Regions from separate parts of the Homo sapiens genome. Here region 2 is linked to region 1. A link is an interaction called in ENCODE POLR2A ChIA-PET data of the cell type or tissue named here. Cell type or tissue: OCI-LY7. All regions are shown on one strand. Links, peaks and the distances in the headings refer to the core of each region. The heading gives the core; the rest is flanking DNA. Region 1 overlaps LINC01825 (long intergenic non-protein coding RNA 1825). Region 2 has its middle 4.4 kb from the start of DNAH7.

Region 1 (2,920 bases), core at 223-2,722:
CATGTATAGTACAATAAATTTATAACAGTAGACTTCCTTTTCTCCCTTGCCTGCATTTATGCTGTTAGTATTATGCATTTCACCTTTACATATATTATAAACCCCCAAACACATTGTTACTACTGTTGGGTAAACAGTCAACTATCTTTTAATAGATGTAAATAAGAAAAAATACTTTATGTATTTACTCATGTGTATTGGTCAGAGTTCTCCAAAGAAACAGAGCCAGTAGGGTATAGTAAATATGTTTATTATGAGAAATTGGCTCCGATGATTATGGAGGCTAAGAAGTCCCACAGTCTGCCATCCACGAGTTGGGAGACCGCGGAAAGCAGTGGTGTAATTCAGTCCAAGTCCAAAGGCCTGAGAACCAAGGGACCTGGTGTTGTAAATCCCAATCTGAGTGCTAGGGAAGATGGGATGAGATGTCTCAGTTCAACCAGACAGGCAGGAAGCAAAAGGGGTGAATTTTCCTTTCTGCCACACTTTATTCCATTTAGGCTCCTAACAGATTGGATGAGGCCCATCCACACTGGGAGGGCAATCTACTTTACTGAGTCCGCTGATTCAAATGTAATCTCATTCAGAAACACCCTCACAAACACATCCAGGAATAATGTTTAATCTGGGCACCTCATGGCCACTAAGTTGGCACATAAAATTAACAATCATGCCATGTATTACCATTTTTGGTTCTCTTCATTTATTTGTGCAGATTAAAATTTTCATATAGGGTATTTTTCTTCTGCCTGAAGAATTTCTTTAACATTTTTTGTAGTATGGATTTGCTGGTGATGAACTCTTTCAGCTTCGTATGTCCAAAAATGTCCTGGCCAGGCACGGTGGTTCACGCCTGTAATCCCACCCAGCACTTTAGGAGTCCAAGGCAGAGAGTTGTTTGAGCTCAGGAGTTCAAGAACAGCCTGGGCAACAGAGTGAGACTTCATCTCAAGGAAAAAAGAAAAAAAGGAAAAAAATTCTTATAAAGACATTTTTACTGAGAGTAGAATTCTAGCTTTTTTCTTTCAGCACTTTAAAAATGTTGTTCCACTGTTTTCTGGATTGCATTATTACTGAAGTTAAATCTAATGTCATCCTTATCGTTGTTTCTCTGTATATAATGTCTTTTTCCTTCTGGTTGCATTTAAGATTTTCACTTTATCACTGATTTTGAGCAGTTTGATTATTGTGTGCCTTAGTGTAGTTTTCTTCATGTCTCTTCCTTTTTTTTTTGATAGGGTCTTGCTCTGTCTCCCAGGCTGGAGTACAGTGGTGCGTTCACAGCTCACTGCAGATTCAATCTACTGGGCTCAAGAGATCCTCCTGCCTCAGCCTCCCAAGCAGCTGGGACTACAAGTATGAGCCACTGCACCTGGCTTCTTCATGTTTCTTGTACGCTTTGAGTTTTGTTGAGTTTCTTGTGTCTATCCTTTCATCAAATTTGAAACAATTTTAGTCATTATTTCCTGTAATATTTTTTCTCACATCCTCCTTTCAGGGACTCCAATTGCATGTCTTTTGTTCTAGGATGCAGTTAAATTACTTGAAAAGCATTTACTTCTTTTAAGTCTGTTTTTAAAGCTTTTTTGGTGGTACCAGTATAGTGTTTAGTCTACATCTACTTATTCCCTACTACTGAGGTAAGACTAACTAATGAGTAGACTTTTTTACCCAAAGCCCCACAAATTACGAAGTTAAGTCAATCTGGATGGGAAAATAGGCTATTTCTGGCCTTGTGTGAGTGCTAAAACACTGTTTCCTTTAATCCTCTTGGGTGGTTTTTTTCCTGGCCACAGGTAACTGCCTCAAATGCCTACAATGATTAATACTCTGCTAAATACTTAAGGGAGACCCTTTACAAATCTCTGGAATTCTATCTCTGCTCAGCCCTCTTTTCTCTGGTACTCGGTCTTGCAAATTCCAGCTGCCTTGGGTCTTCTTGGACTTTCAGCTCTGTCTCCTCAATCTGGGTCATTCACTGGGCTCTGCTTGGATATCTCCTCTTAGTGTCATGGCCTGGAAACTCTGCAAAGCAGTAAGTTGCACCTGTCATAGGGTTCACCTCATTTGTTTACTATCTCACAGGGATCACTTTGGTTTGTTGCCTGATGCTAGTATCTTGAGAGCTGTTGTTTAATATATTTTATCTGTTTTTCTTTTTGTTGTTTCACCCAGGGGGGTTTGCGCCCCCTTAGTCCATCTGTACTGGAAGAAGAAATTCCAGGTTAGTGCCTTAAAAAAATATGTCAATGGGAGAAGAGGCGATAATGCTAGTGGTGCTAGAATGATAGAAATGCCGTTTGCTAGAAAGTTGTTTAATTATGGCTGTAAAATAGTATTTTTGCCTACAGTAAACAGCCTGATGAAGTGAACAGAATATGAACCTTGTAGTTGGTGGCTTGAATTTCAGCTCTGTCACTTAGTAGCTGCCAGACTTTGAACAAGTTACTTCATCTTTGAGTCCTGGTTTCTTTATCTATAGATATAAAAATGAGAAATATGAATATCTGACTCATGGTGTTATGGTAAGATTAGATAAGATGGTATATACAAATTGCCTGCTACAGTGTTTGGCATAGTATTCCCTAAACAAAAGTTAATTCCTTTCTTCTTTTTATTTATTTCTGTATTTATCATCACAGCTCACTGCAGCCTCAACCTCCCGGGCCCACGCGATCCTTTCTCCTCAGTCTTCCAAGTAGCTGGGATTACAGGCATGCGCCACCACGCCTGGCTAATTTTTGTATTTTTTGTAGAGATGGGGTTTTGCCGTGTTGCTCAGGCTGGACTGAAACTCCTGAGCACAAACAGTTCACCAACCTTGGCTCCCCGAAATGTTGGAATTACAGGCATGAGCCTCCCTACCCTGCCATAAATTAATTCCTGTCTTTAATAGCCTCTCTTGTTCTCCATTTTCTCT
Region 2 (2,920 bases), core at 265-2,764, 530 kb before region 1:
AAAACACAAGATCATAAATGTAACTGAAGTTCAAGCTCAGGGAACCAAAATATCAGTAATTCAATTTCTTTTCTTTATTTGGTCTTTCATATTTGGTTAAATGGAGGAACCAGTTTTAGTCCCCAGATACCTTCTTTTAAAATGGACTTCCATATTTATAGATTAGTAAACCAAAAGCATACAGACAGCTTTACCCAAATCAAGCACTAAGTGCAAAAGAGGATCTTTCAAGAGACAAATGACAAGATTGATAAAGTTCCTTTTTATAATTTGTGAGATACAGTGGTCCAACATGTCTAAACAAAAACTTCATTCAGAATATTTTGAGAACTGTATTGATTCTTATCAGGATTTTGCGCTGGTCTTAACCTGAACAGTGGGGACAGAGATTAGCTAGCTTATTTCTCCCATCTCAGCATTCAGTATAATTGGTGACATTACTGATTATTGTGAGAATTACTCTAAGAAGTCAGTGCTGAAAGCCACATTCCTCTTGCTTGACAGGGATCACGATAACTGACAAATACAAAGGAATTGTCCTTGCCAATTTTTAAAAAATTACTTTCCTTCCATAATTCTGGCAAGATACCCACCCAAAGACAAATTTAGAAACAGGATTCTGCAAATCAGAGGTTGACTCCAGGGTTGACCTGAAAATAGAGGTTGACTCCAGCTATATATGGTGGCCTAGTGGAGGCAATGTAGCAAGTCAGAATAGCCTGATGTTTGTAGATTTCAACGATGGCTTTTGAGATTGAAGGTGAATGGACAGTGAGATAGCAGAGGATTGAAGAAGGAAAGCTGGCAGATGGTAAAGAGTGGAAGGTGGATGGCTAATGTTTTTAGGCTCATCTGTGTCTCATGCTGTTGCTGTGAATCCCTCAGTGTCTCCTGGCCTGCTCATGTGGACTATGACCCTCCATGAAGCAATCCAGTTAACCTTGAACTTTTGCCAAGAATCTGAAACTCCTTCTAAACACCTCGGAACTGCTGGGACTAGTTCTTTTGGCATCAGGTTGGCAGCTGCTAAACGTAGTACACCTTTATATCTGTTGGTTATTGCCTGTGGAGTAAACCCTTGAGGCAATCTTTTTTTTCTTAAGTGCTTTTTGCTTCTAATTGGCTGACTGAACCCCCTAGTACTTTACTGACTTTCAACGCTTATCACTGTACCCTTAGGCTATGAAACAAAACTACATCTTCAACCCATTCTGAGAACTCTATTCTTATCTCCAGGTCTTTAATGAAATTTGTCTCTCCCTCAAGCCTATTTCTGTTTAGGCTTTTCCATTCTTCCAAGTTTGGGATATGGGGTCTGCAACATTTATCTTCTGTTTTCCACTATGAATTCTTACTAATCTTAGGCTCATAGCATCTCCTCTCCTTGACTCAGCTTCATTCGTTGAAGACATCGGCTCACAGTTCTCCCCTACGCTATGCTACTTCAGCATCCATGCGAACAGCCATAGCTTGAGGAACTTAGTTCCTTGACCTTCCATGGCAAAGTCCTTTACTTCAGTCCCCACTTCTGTGGCCACACTGGGGACATTCTCAACACCTGGAATAGCTCTACTTCTGAAATCACAGAGACAATACCCTCACTGCTTCACTTTGTGTTTTGAGAGTTAGTTTCTCTCACTATGTCACCCTTTCTGAGACCCTCTCCATCCCATTCCCTTTCTCCACAGTTAACAGTCCTTTCTTCCTCTACTCATTATTTTAGTTTCTGTGATTTTTTATTTCAACTTCACTCTTATCAGATTCTCTATTCTCATGCTCTGTTCTCCTGTTATACCAGCCTGGGAAAGACACTGTGTGTTTGTCTTCTCTGAACCTAAGTCTGGTCTGTTGAAGACCTTTGGAGAGTGGTGCAGAGCCAAGTGGATAGTGGCTGGCGCTGATTCAGAGGCTTCAACTTCAGCTGAGCTTTTCCTCTATTTCTTTAATCACTTTTGTTCTCTCTCCATTTCTGCCACATAGTCATTGAAACTTCTTCCTCCTCAAATTTTTGACCATCCCCTGCCTCCTACCTTTCTTCTCGTTCTTGAAAGGTGATTTTGCTTTCTATACCACAGAAAAAATAAAATTCATTTTTTTTGGGGGGGGATGTCCCCAACTACACACAAGCAAGCTTTAAACACCCACATTTCCACTCATCCTTCCTTCTTCTTCCTTTTACAAGGCGTGCTTATAAGATCTCTCCATCTGAAATTAATCCTATCTCCTTTTACTTTTTCCTCTATCTTCATCTTCTCCTTTCCTATTTGCATTTAAACACAAACAAAACTTTCCTATTTGAAAAAATATAGTGCCTCTCTCCCTGAATCCATTCAGTCCCCAGTCTATCTCTCTTATTCATAACCTAAACTTTCTGAAGATTGTCTATTCTGGCAGTCTCCCTCCTTTCACTCTTCAGCCTCTGGAATCTGGCCCCAAATCCTCCCACTGCATTGTACTGAAACTCCTTTGCCATGTTCACCAATGACTTCCTTGGCACTCTATCCAATGGATACTTTTAAATCCTTAGATTACATATTGTCAGAAGCTTTTGATACTGTTCTCTATATTCTTTTTCCTGAAATATTGTTTTTCTTTGTTTCTATGATTCTATATTCTGAGTTCCCTGTTATATCTAGCTACTTTTTCTCGATTTTCTTTGCAGGATCCCCCTCTATCCAATTCATAAAGATTGGTAGTGTTTAGGTTTTAGTTTTTTCTTTACTAGGTTCCTTTCCGTTCTGTCCCTACATACTCCTTGAACCATTTCATGTATGCTCATGGATTCAGATGTCATTTATATGTAAGCCTCAGATCCATGTCCTTAGCCCAGGAATTATCTTCTGAGCTCTGACCAATATGTGCAGTGTCTACCAGCCACATACACACTTCCATGTCCTATAGATATCTCACACTCAATCTG

Evidence for each region. ChIA-PET counts read pairs that join two places held together with the same protein. Peaks named below come from ENCODE experiments on the same cell type or tissue, not always from the same donor. Only the 100,000 strongest peaks of a DNase experiment are listed, where the experiment ranks them.
Region 2: POLR2A ChIA-PET joins it to region 1 with 9 read pairs; 3 of 35 experiments call an interaction of 5 or more read pairs at or near these places.

What each region holds. Positions count from the first base shown.
Region 1 is chr2:195,537,597-195,540,516 of GRCh38, reverse strand. LINC01825 (long intergenic non-protein coding RNA 1825) reads right to left here. Exons shown (of 3, transcript NR_186609.1): 2 at 2,385-2,476; 3 at 235-2,205. Among named protein-coding and RNA genes, the nearest start is that of LINC01825, 6.1 kb to the right of the region's middle. In OCI-LY7, for the core only: no CTCF peak of the experiment used is centred there; a DNase peak (open chromatin) is centred at 1,386.
Region 2 is chr2:196,071,743-196,074,662 of GRCh38, reverse strand. No RefSeq gene overlaps it. Among named protein-coding and RNA genes, the nearest start is that of DNAH7, 4.4 kb to the right of the region's middle. In OCI-LY7, for the core only: no CTCF peak of the experiment used is centred there; no DNase peak of the experiment used is centred there.